Regions from separate parts of the Homo sapiens genome. Here regions 1 and 3 are each linked to region 2. Evidence: chromatin loops called from intact Hi-C (ENCODE). Cell type or tissue: Calu3. All regions are shown on one strand. Links, peaks and the distances in the headings refer to the core of each region. The heading gives the core; the rest is flanking DNA.

Region 1 (5,998 bases), core at 713-5,712, 56 kb after region 2:
GACTGCCACTTCTTCAAGTATCTCAATGACTTTTTGCAGGGAAAACACTTCCACAACCAGCAGGATGCAGAAAATGCTTTTCAAGAATTTGTTGAATCACAAAGCACAGATTTTTTTTTTGGCAGCGGCGGGTGGGGACTGAATCTCGCTCTATCGCCCAGGCTGGAGTACAGTGGCAGGATCTCGGCTCACCGCAACCTCCACCTCCTGGGTTCAAGCGATTCTCCTGCCTCAGTCTCCCAAGTAACTAAGATTATAGGCACCCACCACCATGCCCAGCTAATTTTTGTATTTTTAGTAGAGACGGGGTTTCGCCATGTTGGCTGGGCTGGTCTCGAACTCCTGACCTCACGTGATCTGCCCTGTGATCTGCCCGCCTCAGCCTCCCAAAGTGCTAGGATTACAGGAGTGAGCCACCGTGCCCTGCCTACGGATTTTTACTCAGAAAAACTTATTTTTCATTGGCAAAAATGTGTTGGTTATAATGCTTCCTATTTTGATTAATAAAAATGTGTTTCAGCCTAGTAATAATGATTTAAAATTCATGGTGCAAAAGTAATTGCACTTTTGCACCAATGTAATACTCTGAACCATTAAGAGTAGTTATCTTTGGAAAGGGGAGAACTTCCATTTTCTGCCTTATCAATCTCTATTTTAGCCAACAAGTTTATTTTTTTATATAACCATATAGTTATATGAGTGGAATTTTTTTTTCACAGATGTTTTATTTTCCCAGGCTAACAATTTTTCCTAATTCACTAAAGTTCATCCTTTATTTGGATTTCCTTTGTTTTTACCTAATGTTCTTTTCCTGTCGCAGGATCCTATCTATACAGCATATTATGTTTAGTCCCCATGTACTCCTTAGGCTCCTCTTGGCTACTAAGTCTTTTGCAACCTAACATTTATTATTATTGCTTTCAGGGCCAGAGTTCATAAAAGTGGTAATACTTTCACATATTTTGAGCATTCTATGTGACAGACAGTTCAACACTCTACTTGTCTCAGCAATGCTCTGAAATGGGTACTATCATTATCACTATTTTAATGGCAAGGAAAGTAAGGCAGAATGAGATTAAGTAATTTGCCCATAGTTAAACTGCCAGAAAGTAGCTGAGCTGGGAGATTTAGACCCTAGCAGTTTGACTCCTGAGGCCATGCTATAAACTACTAGGTTACATGAGATGTATACTAATCTACATGAGTGTGCTTATTTCAGAGTGTTATATGGTATCTGAAAATGGGACGTGGTATTATGAGACTGTGAAATACCCAAAAGATGAATAACCACAATGATAATAAAAGTAATTTTTATTCTGTTTCACAGTGCACAAGGCTTTCTGTACATTATTTCACAACGTAATTCCAAGATTGCTGGAGGAAATCTTGGAATTAAATGCTAAACAGAAAAGAACCTGAAGTACAGTTCCCGTCTTCAAAGAAGATGCTTATTCATAGATTAGGTATGTGGAGAATACTATTAAATTAAGTTTAACCTAAAGCTGCCTCCTCATATATTTTAAGTTTAGCCTAAAGGTTTCTCTGGACATAGTAAACTGAAACCTTAGTGGAAATATAAACAGACTAAAACCTCCTCTTGTGCCAGTGACCAAATTTTGGCCAATTAAAGGTGGCTGGGGGTTCAAACCGTATTCAAATAAGGCAAATGCTGAGCTGTAACCAATCCACCTGTTTCTGTACCTCGCTTCCATTTTCTATACATCACTTTCCCTTTTCTGTCCATAAATCTTCCACCATGTGGCTGCACTGGAGTCTCTCTGAGCTTATTACTCTGGCTTGGGAGGCAGCCCAATTCACAAATTGTTCTTTGCTCAATTAAACTCTGTTAAATTTAATTTGTTTAAAGTTTTTATTTTAACAATACAGATAGATGTGTATAATTAAAACTTAGCTCTAGAACAATAGTCTGGAAATCTTTCAAATATAGATTTTTGGTGACACATTTGAGAGTTCCCATAAACACTGTCAATACAAGTGCAACAGAAGTTCAATTAAAAATGGAGCAACTGTGGCTGGGCGCGGTGGCTCACGCCTATAATCCCAGCACTTTGAGAGGCCAAGGCAGGCAGATCACTTAAGGCCAGGAGTTCGAGACCAGCCTGGCCAACATGGTGAAACCCCATCTCTACTAAAGACACAAAATTAGGCAGGCATGGCAGCACATGCCTGTCATCCGAGCTACTTGGGAGGCTGAGGTATGAAAATTGCTTGAACCCAGGAGGCAGAGGTTGCAGTGAACCCAGATCATGCCACTGCACTCCAGCCTGGGCGATAAGGTAAGACACTGTCTCAAAAAAAAAAAAAAGAAAAAAAAAGAGCAACCTTTTGAAAAGAGCAACCATTTGAAAAGGCATTCATTCCTTTTTTGTAATACTGTACTCAGAAAACTCTTCTCTAAGAGACACAAAAACTAACAAATTTTCTTTTCTAAATCTCAAAACCTACCAGCTTTCTGTGCCGCATCATTATCAAGCAATGTCTCCACTGTCTGTCATGAAGTAAATAAAAGTGAAAACTTGTCACAGCCAAAGAAATGGTGAGCAAATTAATCAAGCCCTGGGGTCAGCCAAAGAAAACATTCCTCGCCTTTTCTAGTGCAAGTTTCTAAAAAGGTGCTCTTTTTCCCTACCTCTCCTCTAAGAACAGGGAATGGGCAGAACTCAGTCCTGCAGCAATGATCAAATCTCTCATTCACTGAGTTCTGGAATCTCCCCTGGTGCTTGAGGATTATAATTCAACTAAATGGTACTTGAACTGTGGTAATCAATATGAGCAGAAGGATAAAGCCATCACTTTCAAAGAAAACTTTGTGAACGGCATTGAGAAGACATCAAAAGAAATACACAGCGCCATTACATATGTAAAACAAGATGAGCAAACGGATGTCTTCCTGCTCCTTCTCCTTGGTAAATACTGTTCCAAAGCTGAATTCCACTGGTGAAAACATGCTAATTTCACAGCCAGACTAAAATCTGGATATCTTCAGAAGTGAAAAAGGTCTGACTTAAGATAAGCAGACACCTTTGTTCTATCTTAGTTGCTGGAGGTCTGTGAGAAGGAGCTGTTTGCATAAGCCGCACCTTCAGAATAATAAAAGTCAAGGGCAAAAGTCCATGTCTTCCACAGACCAACTGAGAAGGGAGTCAGAAATGACAGTCCAGTAACTGTGACATCTAATGCTTTAAGAACTGCTGGAATGTTTGTAAATGCTCGTCTTGTGCCAAGTTGGCTGTGACACCAAAAAGCCTGCAGGGTGGCACCTCCCCCGCAGGGCCTAGTGTCATAGGTCTCCACAGCCAGCCTTGGAGTAGGAAAGAATCACAAGGGATAATTTTCCTTAAACTACTACCTTTGCTGCATCTCACTAGTTTTGATATGTAAAGAATTAAGTTCTAAAAATGTTTTAATTTTCATAATAATTTCTTCTTTGACTCATGAGGTGTGTGTGTATAAATTTTTTTTGAGATGGAGTTTCACTCATCGCCCAGACTAGAATGCAGTGGCGTGATCTCGGCTCACTGCAACCTCCTCCTCCTGGGTTCAAGCAGTTCTCCTGCCTCAGCCTCCTGAGTAGCTGGGATTACAGGCATGCGCCACCACACCTGGCTAATTTTTGTGTTATTAGCAGAGACGGGGTTTACCATGTCGGCCAGGCTGGTCTCAAACTCCTGACCTCAGGTGATCCACCCACCTCATCCTCCCAAAGTGCTGGGATTACAGGCGTGAGCCACTGCGCCAGGCCAATTTTTAAATTTTTTATAGAGACAGTGCCTCACTATGTTGCCCAGGCTGGTTTCAAATTCCTGGACTCAAGCAATTGACCCATCTCAGCCTCCCAAAGTGTTGGGATTACGGAATAAGCCACCACTCCTGGCCTAAAACATATTTTTAAACAGGTCATGAGTCACAGAAATAATAATCATGGAAATTAGAAAATACACAGAGCTGAAAGATAAAAACACTACATATAAAAATTTATGCCTGGCTGGGTGCAGTGGTTCATGCCTGTATTCCTAGCACTTTGGGAGGCAGAGGCAGGCAGATCACTTGAGGTCAGGAGTTCAAGGCCAGCCTGGCTAACATGGTGAAACCCTGTCTCTACTGAAAATACTAAAATTGGTGGGTATGGTGGTGGGTGCCTATAATCCTAGCTACTCCAGAGGTTGAGGTATGAGAATCGCTTGATCCTGGGAGGCGGAGGTTGCAGTAAGCTGAGAATGTGCCACTGCACTCCAGCCTGGGCAACAGAGCAAGACTTTGCCTCAAAAAAAAAAAAAAATATATATATATATATGCCTACCATCCCTTTGTGAGGCTAAGCTGGGCAGATTGCTTGAGCTCAGGAGTTCAAGACCAGCCTTGGTAACATAGTGAATCCCTGTCTCTATTAAAAAAAAAAAAAAATTACAGAATGCAGGTAAAGCAGTACTTAGAGGAAATTTTACAACCTTTTATTTTTATATCAGAAAAGAAAAATAATAACTGAGAAATTAAATAAAAAACTTTAAAAATAATAACTGAGAAAATAAATACAAACCTTAAAAAGGTTCAGCAAATAAAGACCCATGAGAAAAGTAAAAGGGCCAGGCTTGGCGGTCTGCGCCTGCACTCCCAGTTACTCAAGAGGCTGAAGTGAGAGCATTACTTGAGCCCAGGAGTTCCAGGCTATAATGCACAATGATTACACCTGTGAAAAGCACTGCACTCCAGTCTGGGCAACAAAGCGAGACCCTTTCTCTTTAAAAAAAAAAAAGAGGGCAAGAAAGAGAGAAATGAAGAAAAAGGAAGAGTATAATAGGATAAACTAATGAAACAGAAAATACAATACAGTAAATCAATAAAGCAAAAACCTAGTTCTTTGAAAAGACTAATAAACATACTTCTGGCAAGTCAATCAATGAAAAAAGAGAGAATATATACACAGACATTTGTTATTAACAGAAAAGAGGCCTAATTGAAAATAATGCAGAGATTAAGACGATAAAAGGATGCTGTAAACAATTTTATGTCAGTTAATCAGAAAATTTGAACACAATGAGATTTTTTTCTCCTTGATGAAAATGTGAGACCCAGATGACTTTGCAGATGAGTTCTACTAAACATTTAAGAGTCAGATAATTCCAATCTAACATGAACTCCTGCAGAAAACAGAAAAAGGGGAAACAACCTCCAACTAATTTCAAACACTATTACTCTCAGTTCATAATGTAATTATATTAAAAGGAAAAAATAAAATAGTCTTATGTATCTGTTTAAAAAATGTAAATACCAGGCTGGGCATGGTGGCTCACACCTGTAATCCCAGCACTTTGGGAGTCCAAGGCAGGCAAATTGCTTGAGCTCAGGAGTTTGAGACAAGCCTGAGCAACATGGTGAAACCCTGTCTCTACCAAAAATACAAAAAATTAGCCAGGTGTGGTGGTGCATGCTTGTGGTCCCAGCGACCTACTCAGGAGGCTGAGGTGGGAGGACTGCTTGAGCCCAGGAGGCAGAGGTTGCAGTGAACCAAGATCACGCCACTGCACTTTAGCCTGGGCAGCACAGTTAGACCCCATCCCAGAAAAATAAAAGGAAATACCATATATTTACACACACACACCTCATGAGTCAAAGAAGAAATTATTATGAAAATTAAAACATTTTTAGAACTTAATTCTTTACATATCAAAACTAGTGAGATGCAGCAAAGGTAGTAGTTTAAGGAAAATTATCATGAATATTTATTAGGGAAGAAAAGATGCCTTTCTTAGGGTTAACGCTTACATTAGAAGAAACAGTCATATTAGAAAGAATGATTATATTAGAAAAGGAATTGTATTCCATTTCATGCTGATGTTAAAAAGAGGAAAAGGTGTTTATGTTAGAAGTGTTACATTTTAAAAGATGCTTACATTCTAAATACTTATATTAGTAATAGCGTTTATATTATAGAAAATAACTGTATTATCTTAAGTGCTTATATTAGAAAATAAGGATA
Region 2 (5,998 bases), core at 296-5,295:
GATATGGGCAGGAACCTGGTCATTCAGGTCATATCGTGGATTACTCATAAAGGCAATAAAGAAGTCTTGAAGGGTTTTGAACTTGGAGGTTCAAAGTGAGCCAGCTGCAGAGTCGACAATGGATTATTGAAAGATTAGAACAAATGCAGTTAGGAGATTACGACAGCACTCAAGGTGCAAACTGGTGGTAACGTAGCTGGCATTAGAGTGATCACGATGGAGATGGAAATAAATGAACACATTCTAGAGATATTTTAGAAGTAAACTGTCAGGTGGTGGTAATGGAGTGGTACTGGTGACAAGCTAGGGGGAGATATTAAAGATGACTACCAGATTTCTGGCTTGTCGAACCAGATGGATGGGCCACCACTCACTGAGATAAGGAAGAAGTTCAAGGGTGGGACAAAAAAGCATTTGTTCAGTTTTGTACATGTTTAATTGAAGGTACTTTTGAAACATCAACAGATGACATGTCAAGTAGGTAGCTACAAATACAATGAATATATATTCTCCATATTAAAAAAACTTTTCATTTTCTCCCCAACCCTACTCTTCTTTTCAAGGTCTTTCCCATTTCGTCAATGGATCTACATTCTCTGTTATTCACTCCCAAACCAGGATATTATCCTTAATTCCTCCCTTTTTCACACCTCCATCCAAACCATTTACAGGTCTCACTCACCAGCCTACCTTCAAACTATGTCCTGAATCTAGCTTCTCACCACCTTCTTCACCAACACTGACAGAAGCCAGAACTATCTCTTGCCTTAACTTCTGCATATCCAACTCATCTCTAGGGTCTCATTCTCATCATCCCCTATAATCCAATCACATAGAAGCCAACATATTTTAAAAACATTAATCAAATCACATTCCTCCCTTCTAATCGCCTTGTCATGTCTTCTCATACTCTCATATCAAGTCTAAAGTACAGTATTTACCATGGCATCCCAGGTTCTAGGAGAACTAGCCTCTCCACTCCTTCCCAACCTTGTATCTCCAGCTCACTTCTCTTTATTCACAAGGACTCTCTTGCTACTCCATGGACATCTCAGGATAATTTCAGCCTGTGTTTTGTTGCCTTGGAACATTCCACCCATCAGTCATTCATGGTTTGGTCGTTCACTTCATTCAGGTTTCTGCTCAAGTCACCTCTTCAGAGGCTATATCTCAATAGTTATCAGGAAATGTCAATGAAGACCACAATGCAATGTTATACCCACCAGACTGGCAAAAATTAAGATGTTTTATAATACCACGTGCTGATAAAAAGTGGGTCTGCTGGAGCTCTTAATCACTTATGAGTGGGAATGTAAACTGGTGATGCTCCTTCGGAAAACAATGCAGTCGTATCATGTGAACTTGAACACTGACATACCCAATAACCATGCAATTCCACTCCCAGCAATAGGCCATGGAGAAACTCCTGTATATGTGTGTTAATAGGAACACATGAAAATGTTCAGCAACATTGTTCAAATAGCAGAAAGCTGGAAACAATCCAAATATCCACCAACAGGGCAATGAATCAATTGATTCTGCATACTCACCCAACAACACATAATTCAGCTTTTAAAATGAATGAACTACAGCTACATGCAACAATGTCAAACAGTTATACTATTTTTACAAATCAAAACAAACAAGCAAAATTAGCTGTATAGTACTTATGAGCATATTTTTAAGGGATAAATAACATTTTTTAAAAAAAGGCAAGAGAAAGAAAAAAATTAGGAAGTAGTTGCTTCAAAAGATAGGCAGGTATATGGGATGGGGCAGAGCACAGATAAGTGCGACAGAATTGGCAGGGCTTTTGTTTGTAGATTAGGTGGTAAGTCATACATATGACACTGTTATCCTTTATAATTTTCAAACATAGTTGTGTGTGTGTGTATGTGTATATATATATATATATATATATGTAATGTTAAGTTAAAACAATTAAAATATTGGCCAGGCACAGTGGCTTACACCTGTAATCCCAGCACTTTGGTAGGCCAAGGCAGGTGGATCATTAATATACAAATATATATTAAATGTTAAGTTAAAACGATTAAAATATTGGCTAGGCATGGTGGCTCACACCTGTAATCACAGCACCTTGGGAGGCCAAGGCAGGTGGATCACTTGAGCCCAGGAGTTCCAGATCAGCCTGGGCAACATGGCGAAACCCTGTCTCTACAAAAAATACAGAAAGTAGCCAGGCATAGTGGTGTGTGCCTGTAGTCCCAGCTTCCAGTCCCAGGAGACTGAGGTGGGAGAATCACTCCAATCCGTGAGGCGGAGGTTGCAGTGAGCTGAGATTACACCACTGCACTCCAGCCTGCACCACAGAGCAAGATCCTGTCTCTAAAAACCAACTAAACAAACAAAAACACAAAAAACACCCCTCCCCAAAAAAACCAAAATACGAAATAACTAACATACCTCTTCTCTGAACTTCATTTGTCTTTATAGCACACGTCACTCCCCAAAGAATATATACATACACACTGACTCACACTCATGCACTCATTTCCTTGTTTATTTTAAGTCTCTCCCATTAGAATGCAAACTCCCTAACTGTGGAGTCTTTGACATTCTTGTTCACCACAGTATTTCCAGGCCTAGAAGAGTACTCGGCATATACAATAAATATTTATGGAATAAATGAATAAATGGATGAACAAATGGCCTAGATAGTGCAAACAAAGCAATAGAGCACTGGCTGGTGCAACGGCTCACGCCTGTAATCCCAGCACTTTAGGAGACCGAGGTAGGCAGATTGCTTGAGCCCAGGGATTCGAGACCAGCTGGGGCAACATGGTAAAACTTCATCTCTACAAAAAATACACAAATTAACTGGGCATGGTGGCACATGACTGTAGTTCCAGCTACTCAGGAGACTGATGTGGGAGGGTCACTTGAGCCTGGGAGGCAGAGGCTGCAGTGAACCATGACTGCACTACTGCACTCCAACCTGGGTGACAGAGTGAGGCTTGTCTTAAAAAAAGAGAGAAAGCAATAGAGCATAAAAGGCTTAGTTCATGAACCCTGAAGTCAGACACTTCCAGGTTCAAATCAAGGCTCTCATTAGTCTTCTTAGCTGGGTGACCTTGAATGAGTTGCTTAACTTCACTGGGTTTCCGTTTTCTCATCTCTAAAACAGGGTAATGGGGGGAGGAGGGGTTGTGATGATTAAAAAAAGAATTTAGCACTTTGTCCAGCACAATATTATTCTTGCACAACGACAGTGTAATTTCCTCATAAAAAGCGGCTTTTTATTGCTCAAGGACATAGCTTTGAGCAATCTGCATTCTTTACGCAGTTTTACTATGACTGATTTTGTCCACACCCAATTTTAAAATGTGAACCAATTGGGCATCCTATAGTTGTTGCTACAGTTTGCTCAGACTAAGGCCATGTGCTAGGGAAATCTTGTAGCCACCAAACTTCCAGTGAGTATGGCACAATATAATCTTGCATTTGTGCTAGCCACTAGCATAGGAAATCAGCAAGACGAGAATAGCAAAAATAACAGCCATTTATTCACGGTTTTCTGTAGGATAAACAACACAGACACATCATCCCATGAACTTCTCACAGCTAGCGTGGGAAATTGGTGTGTACAAGAATTACAGAAAGCAGGGTGGGAAATTGGTGTGTACAAGAATTACAGAAAGCAGGTTCATTATAAACTGTTTTCAAATTTGGGCCTAAGCAGGTTCTGAAATAGAGACCATATTCAAATAGTAATTAGAAATTCTTAAGAGTAGATTTGCACTATCAGCTATAATATATCCTTTTAAAACAAAACAGAAAGCAAGCTCTTTCACATCCTAGATGATGACTTATTTTATAGTAGTAAAACCCAGGGCCTTCGCTGCTGTGAAGCCCATGCAGTCCCTTCCAAAAATTATGGTAGCAAATTCAAAAGGAGCAACTGCGCAGTGCTGTTGACTCACATTGCTCCCAACACACTCACAATAAAAATGAACTTTTCAGTGAACTGACCTATATTTTCCACCCTGGACTCTAGCCAAGACCCAGGCATCCATACCTCTAATGGACCATACTGTCTTAGAGAGCCCTAGGTCTTTCTGGGAGTCTTTTCCAGTTCTGCTCAGGCTCCAGGTCCAAAGGACAGCCCAGGGGTTCCGACGACTCAGGAGAATCCCAGATGAATAATAATTACTCATCATAACAATAATAACGCTTTATACGGTGTTTACTATGTATCAGGCAGTATTTATTATTAGTGTTGTACATATATTTGCTCATTTAATCTGCATAACTGCCATTAAATAGCATATCCCATATGTTATATCCCATGGGGTAGATATAAAGCTTGCAATATGACTAAATCTCACAAGTGAGATTCCTTAAAGTGAACACATGAAATCTATATGCAATCTGACCTTGCTGAGCAAGGTGAGACCACAGCAGAAATCAGCAGCCCATGCCAAATGATCCTTGGTGGTACTGGAAAATGATCTGGCCTCGTGGTTTTGATCAAATGGCACACTCTCCTCTCAGATCCAAACCACAACTTCCCCAAAATTAATCAAGGAGAAATAAATGGATAGAGGGTGGAGCAGAAGAGTACTTAATTTTTGTCACATTTCACACCCTAACTACTTCTCATTAAGTCTACTGGCCTGCATGCGATTCCCAGACCTTTCTTAAATCTCATGACTTTTATATCATCCTAGGCACCTTATGCCCCTTCTCAGCTTTCAGCATAGTCACAACTTCCTCTGGAATTTCTTCCTGATTCAAATGTTCCCCGTCATTTCCCTCCAGCCCCTCTATGCTTAGAACACTCTGCACACATTTCCTACAGTATGTAATTACTGCTTTCAGTTTTAGTTATTTTGTCCATCTCCCCTTTAAACTTTTAGCATCTCAAGACCACGGATGACATTTGTTTTCCCAGCGTCTGGTATAGAGCTGGCTGAGCTGCTGCAGACAAGTAATAAATGTTTACTAACTGAATGAACTAAGGAAATCATGCTCCTCAAAGATGGCACACAGTTTCTCATCACCCACCTAAAGGTGTCTCAAACTGGTGGGGATCTGCCTGATTTGTAATGAAGGAATTATAAAACAACCTTTCAGGCTGGGCATGGTGGCTCATGCCTGTAATCCCAGCACTTTGGGAGGTCAAGGTGGGCAGATCCCTAGAGCTCAGGAATTTGAGACCAGCCTGGGCAACATGGTGAAACCTCATTTCTAGAAAAATCAGGCAGGCATGGTGGCACATGCCTTGTGGTCCCAGCTACTCGAGAGGGTGAGGTGGGAGGATCGCTCTAGCCTGGGAGGCAGAGGTTGCAATGAGCCATGATCACACCACTGCACTCCAGCCTGAGTGACAGAGTGAGACCCCATCTCAAAAAAAAAAAAAAAAAAGAAAAGAAAAGAAAAGACACCATTTCTGAGCATTTTGCTTCCAAGCCCTAGAATTTAAACTTGCCTCTTTTTCAGTAAAACAATAACCAATACTACCACCTATGACCAAGGCTTCTATTTCATCCTTGAGACTTCTCACTTCATTAATATCCAAGTTTCTGAATAGCTTTTGAAGGTTAGTGAAAGGCTGCTCAAAACGTTTTGAGCTGAGTTTCTGTTCTGAGAGTTACTTTTTCTCTTCAGGGCAAATCACATTTGGTTTTCCTTTATCTTTCTAATAAATGCTGTTTGAAAGGTTGGAGGCATTGAAGGTGAAGAGAGAAAGACATATCTAGAAGTTGTTAATCAATAAGGAATTTCTCTGGACGCCTGTGTGACCTCAGCGTTTTTCACATTTCCACAGGTCTCCTTGGAGATGGTTGCTATGATCACTCAGTGTCTCCAGCTAAAAATCTTCAAAATGTGGATCACTGCTTTTATTCTCTTTTGTCTCCTCTTTATTAGCTGTTTTCCCCTCACACATATTTTATTTCTCTATGAATGCAATCTGCTCATAATTTTTTATCAAATTATATTCCATACAAATAGAATGCCCCCATTCTTTTGGTTC
Region 3 (5,998 bases), core at 498-5,497, 170 kb before region 2:
AAGGGAATATAATTACTGAGCATGGCAGAAATCAAACAATAAATGAAACATCTATAGGTCACATCAATATTACAAAACACGGGAATCTTGGGTTCCTTCCCCTCCCCCAATCACAGGGGAAAACATTCCCTCCCATTTCCCATTTATTTACTTTCACTTCTGTATCAAAAAACATACAAATTGTTTATTCACACTGCTGTTTCCCTGTATGCTGCAGCTGACATTTGTTTGTTTGCTGGTTTGTTTTAAAATAAGCACTACCAAGTAGACTCGTTAGCTATTTGGCCAAATGTTACAAACCAGCATTCTTGTTATTTGGTTTACAAGTCACACAGTAAGATACAACCGGTCATAAAGATTAGGGCTCCGGTAGATCCCCAAATGAGGAATTAAATATAACATTTTTAGGTACACATAATTTTTTTTTTTAAGTCAGAGTCTTGCTCTGTTACCCAGGCTGGAGTGTAGTGGAATGATCATGGCTCACTGCAGCCTCCACCTTCTTCTGGGCTCAAGGGATCCTCCCACCTCAGCCCAAGTAGCTAGGACTACAGGCGCATGCCATCATGCCCAGCTAATTTTTAAATTTTTTATAGAGACGGAGTCCCCCTGTGTTTTCCAGGCTGGTCTTGAACTCCTGGGCTCAAAAGATCCTTCCACCTTGGCCTCCCAAAGTGCTGGAATTATAGGCGTGAGCCACCTCACTCAGCCCAGCAAACCAATGCAAGTAACATCACATCTGTTCGATACCCCTCCAGCAGTAATGGAATTTTATTTCATGCAAAAGTAACTATTAATAGGTCACAAGTGAGAAAAATAATTTGGGTTCACTGCTTTTTCTAATTTGGGGGACATACAGGCTCGCATGAGTTATTATTTCTTTAGAACAAACTATTCCACCACCTAAATATCTGAGGATGTACTTGTTTATGCCACTGCAGACTCTCTTCCTCTCCAGTCTGCCCATTTGCTCTGGTGAATAAACCATTCTCTCTGACATATGCACATCTAGTGCAGCATGTAGTATATTTAGAAACTGTGACATCTTGCCCTGTGACTGCAGAGAGGGAACCTCTTCTGCTCTCTCCCTTTAGTGGAAAGAAGGCCAGAATTACCTGACTCAACTTCTACTACTGTGCTGAATGAAATACATGGAAGGAGAGCCCTGAGACCTGTCTCTGGATGTTTTAATGTAAAACTCCTTTTTAACTGCAAGACTTATAGGAGGATACACACCACACCAGGAAATTGTGTAAAGCCCTTCATTAAGCTTCAGACTCTAGGAAAATTTATCTTTTTTAGTTCATTTAGCTTAAGTTCAGAAAGTCTGGTTCATATACCAGATCCCAAGAAGTTACGTGGAAGCCTGACTAGCTTCCTTAGACACTATCATGTATGGAAACAAACCTACTGGTACAGCCTTCCACAGCTAAATTCTAAGACCCTCCCAGCAGATGGGCTCATATGATGAACAAGGTGCACAGCAAGCAGCACCTGAAGTTCTACAGTGCTGGCGAGGTTAAAAGAAGCCTTTGCAAGTGTCTAGGAGAGAATATGGAAACTTCTACCAGGCAACATGTCATCTCCTGCCACGGATGAAATTTCTGAGATCTCTTTTATACACTGAGTTCTGGCCATTCATGGAGGAAATAATCTGATAGGAGTAAAAAGAACAAAACAACCAACCACCAAAGCATTTAACCCTACATACTTGATTTCATCCACTCCTTTCACTATTTTAAAAGTGTTTTAAAGTGTGGATTTCATTTTTATTCAGGTACGGGGAGGCCAACGTTCAGGAGACAACTACCACTGAAAAGATAGTTTGTTAAAGAGTTGGGGATGTGCCCCACCACCAGGGAGGCCACAGAAGGAAGCACCGGGGTGGGTCAGGAGGCAGAAGGCACAAAGGAAAATGTGGGCAGGAGTCTTTATTGTGGTTCCCACTGGAGGGAATGGGAGAAGCTGGGCAAGCAGGTTTAGAATAGGCTAGTTGGAATGATTCCAGTGGGCTTTGGGGCATAGGGACTATCCCTAAGTTGTCCTATACCTGGCCTTGGGGTGATTAGGGAAGGGGAATAGTGGCCGTGAGTGTCAGAACCATGAAGGAGGTGGTTGGAGGTAGGTCGTCTGGATCACCTGGCTTGCATACAAAAGGCACACTTGGCAAGCCAGTTCTTACTACTACTGCTAGGAATTGGCTAATCCCGGGAGGGGCAGTACTTCTGGGGTCAGAAAGTCCCCAATATACCAAAGCATTAAAAAACTAGAAAATGTGGTTATTACAATAAGGTCCAAGAGAGCTTCACATCTGGTGATATCTGGAGAAGCTGACAAAGCTAAGCAGATTAGAATTTTGTTTGGTCACTGATTCACGGAGCAAGCCAATCTTGTAGACGGAGCCAAAAACCTCCAATGCACTGAATCATTGTCCCCGCATGACTGGGAGACGCAGGGTAATGCTGGCTAATGGAGGGATATCTTTTGAGTCTTCTATGAAAGGCCTGAAAATCACCTCTGTAGGATTCTATAGTACGGTAAATATGAACGCATGCAAGTTGTGAGAGGAACCTGGAATGAAAACGAATTGCCTCAGTGCTTATCAAAGTAATTTCCATGGCAGAGGTCTGATGATTCTTGCTCTGCTACACCCACATCAAGTGAACAGAGCCAGGGACGTTCAACATTCCAATTGCGTGACTCATTCTGATTCTGTGGCTACCACATGACTTCCTGATAATTTGGTTTCCTACAGAGGATGCCCACATGAGAGGAAGTACTGGTCAGGTTGATGTGAATATCTAGTCTATTTGGCAATTATAGCTCTCATGGCAAATTAATATATTTCCATTTCTGCTTTTTAAAAAAATCTCTTTTTTTGAAGTGCCTTACAGTAATTATAATTGAGAAACAACAGGTAAAATAATTGATAGTGCAAGGAGATGCTATAGGTGAAAAACATCTCTATAAGCTGCATATTACCAGGTCGAGGTAATAGTCTTCTTTTTCACTGACACAGTGAAGAAAAACCTCAGTGTTTTTTTCTTTTGTTAGGTTTGGAAAAGTCAGGAGCTGTATCTTTCTAGTTGGTTTACCATGAAGTACGAGGGGCTTCCTTATGAATAAGCTGCCCAGCAATAACATTATAGATCCTTGAAAGTCAACTTGCCAATTACTGCAGCAGATATACCAGTGTTCTAAATGCGTCTTATTTCAAAGAGAACTCAATTTCAAAAATGCAACATCTTGCTATGCTAATTAGATAATTTCTGTCTGTTGCACAAATGGTGACATAGAAAAATAAAAGTTGCCACAAACTTTCCCGAACCCAAATCAGAATCTGCTGCCCAAATGGCTTTCCTTTCTTGTAGTAGCTTCACAATCCTCCCCTGAATGAAGAAAGTACAATATGGGAGTATGTGTTAAAAGTTAAATGTTTAAAGTGAATCAAAATGGAGAATATATAGACAGCTAAAATCCTAAAGATATTCAATATAGCTCAAATTTTTATTTTTATTTTTTATTTTTATTTTTTGAGATGGAGTCTCGCTCTTGCCCAGGCTGGAGTGTGGTGGCGCAATCTTGGCTCACTGCAACCTCCGCCTGCCGGGTTCAAGTGATTTTCCTGCCCCAGCCTCCTGAGTAGCTGGGATTACAGGCGCACACCACCACGCCCGGCTAATTTTTTGGTATTTTTAGTAGAGACAGGGTTTCACCACATTGGCCAGGCTGGTCGTGAGCTCCTGACCTCAGGTGATCCACCCGCCTCAGTCTCCCAAAGTGCTGGGATTACAGGCTGAGCCACTGCACCCGGCCAGCTCTAATGTTTATATGACTAAAGGAAAATAGGAACAGAAAATAATTGTACTTTCTACTTACTTATGCAGTAGATGTACACGTCGTATTTTTTTTTTAATTAAACTATCAAATCAAAAGTCCTGTCACGCTATTTAGAAACAGTTAAAGTATTCTGGATTAGATAAACCAAGCCGGTTTAACTTAGGTTTTTGTTACTGTCTCTGCCTATTAAAGAGCTTTACAATTCCAGAGGGAAACAAAAATAAGCTAGAACATACCTAGTCTTGTAAGAAGCCCAAACATTTCATGTTGCTATGCTTTGTCAAGCCAAAACTATCTCCCGTATTCATTAACAAAATGTTAATTCTTTCAGCATTGAAATGGTTGCTTCTTGTTAAAGAGAAAGTAAAATACGCTATAAGTTATGATAAAATATTTTCCTACCTTGTAGTCATATATTCAGCTCTATGACCTGCAGGAAAAAAATTTAAAGTAAGTAAACTGAAAGGAATCAGCAGAGTGTATGTGGTACTCTTTTGTATCTCCTATCCGGTATTTTAAAACACTGAGTTTGTAATAACTTACACGTTTTTATGGCAGAAAACATGAGGATAGCATATGAAGATAGACACATAATTCAGTGTAAACATTTCATAAAATCTATACATAAAATTTAATAAATTCTATAGATTTGAGAATCATGTTTCACTTGGCAATTTGAGGCTGTGTTTTTTTTTTTTTTTTTTTTCAGAAAAGAAACAAGAATAGCTGCTTGATCATAACTGTAAGCCCAAAAATGAAATACAAATAAGACATATCCAAGATTTAGATGTTAGTTATTCTCTCTGTTTTGACTGACACTTGTTAGCGAGAAGGATGGGTTCAAATACAGTTGGGAGGGTTCAATTTTCCTTAGACTAAGTTGGTGTTCTTTCTATAATATGAATCAGGGGACTGGAGAGAAGCTGTATTCTGTAATCAGAAATGACATTTGCGAATATTAAAGTACAAGGACATTAAATGATACTACATTCCACCAACTTGTAAGCTAAAAGCCTTTCACAGAGTTCTCTGTCCATTAAAACATCAACTTCTTATACATTTGGGTTTCTTGACTTGTTTTAAGTAACAGGGCTGAATTTTTGTAGGGCTCCGACAATCTGCAATAATTTCAAGTTTGCATGTGTTTATCGGTTGCTTTGTACATTTAGGGCGGAGTAGTGGGAAGGAATGTGGGAAACATTGAACCATTCAGCTGGTTTGTTTGCAAAATAATGACATGGTCCTGAAACAGCTTGAAAATATAGCTGGCAGGGGATGGTCACGTTGCAGCACAAACAGCTAAGCTCAGCCTATCATATCATAATGCAGTGATTCAGATTTCTAGGGCAAGGCCAACATGACAATGGTAAAGAAAGCTGGCTTGTTGGGAATGGTGAACCAACACTTCCAGGCTGCAGTAGAGCCTTTGACTCTATTATCTCCTCTTGAATAACAAATAACATAAAGGATTTGGTTAATATCTATTGATTAAATAGGGTGAAACAGTTAAAATCTGAGACTACCTTTCTTCACATAGGGCCAGGCCACAGTAAAAATGTTGGCAGAATGAGTTCATGGACATGACTTGAAGTGGGGATGAAGGGAAGGGAAGAATCTCCTCTTCCTCCTCTTCCCAGTTCTACTTATTTAAGTTATAAGTCCCTTCCTTTTGCTGGCCTTCTGCTACCTTGGAGGAGAAGAAAAAGGTGAAGGTGTACATAGAACTTCAGAATAATTTATAGCTATTCATGAATGGGAGTGAAGGTCTACTGAGAAGTAGAGTGGGCAGATGGTGAGCTGACTGTGGTATGTGGTGCCTTATGGGATATCCTAATGGCAGTGTTCGGCAGCAAGCTGGCTATACAGGGTTAGAGCACAGAGAAAAGACAGGGCTGGAGATAAAGATGTGAGAGTCACCACCATTTAGGTTGTGTTGGGTCCATACGAGCCACGTAAGATCACCCAGTGTGAGGCAGTAGAATGTGCAAAGGGTTGAGGGTAGAGAAACTGTCTGGCTTGTGTTGTATTATGTTGTTATGTTGCATACTTTATGACAGCATTAAGTCTAATTAGGTATGATGCAATATATATTAGTAACAACAATAAAAACAGCAATGATGTCTAATATTTATTAGACACCATTATAAGCACTTTATAT

Evidence for each region. A loop is a pair of places that touch in the nucleus more often than their neighbours do. Peaks named below come from ENCODE experiments on the same cell type or tissue, not always from the same donor. Only the 100,000 strongest peaks of a DNase experiment are listed, where the experiment ranks them.
Region 1: it touches region 2 in a loop (3-fold over the local background); 8 of 110 quality-filtered maps call a loop at or near these places.
Region 3: it touches region 2 in a loop (2.5-fold over the local background); 7 of 110 quality-filtered maps call a loop at or near these places.

The regions. Positions count from the first base shown.
Region 1 is chr12:63,859,605-63,865,602 of GRCh38, reverse strand. The region is part of intron 1 of SRGAP1 (SLIT-ROBO Rho GTPase activating protein 1); the gene reads right to left. Among named protein-coding and RNA genes, the nearest start is that of SRGAP1, 18 kb to the right of the region's middle. In Calu3, for the core only: no CTCF peak of the experiment used is centred there; a DNase peak (open chromatin) is centred at 3,262.
Region 2 is chr12:63,915,423-63,921,420 of GRCh38, reverse strand. All of the region lies in intron 1 of SRGAP1 (SLIT-ROBO Rho GTPase activating protein 1), which reads right to left. Among named protein-coding and RNA genes, the nearest start is that of SRGAP1, 74 kb to the right of the region's middle. RefSeq lists an enhancer at 1,775-2,563. In Calu3, for the core only: no CTCF peak of the experiment used is centred there; DNase peaks (open chromatin) are centred at 2,270, 2,910 and 3,170.
Region 3 is chr12:64,085,271-64,091,268 of GRCh38, reverse strand. SRGAP1 (SLIT-ROBO Rho GTPase activating protein 1) reads right to left here. Exons shown (of 22, transcript NM_020762.4): 11 at 4,243-4,270. Among named protein-coding and RNA genes, the nearest start is that of KICS2, 130 kb to the left of the region's middle. In Calu3, for the core only: no CTCF peak of the experiment used is centred there; DNase peaks (open chromatin) are centred at 2,078 and 2,688.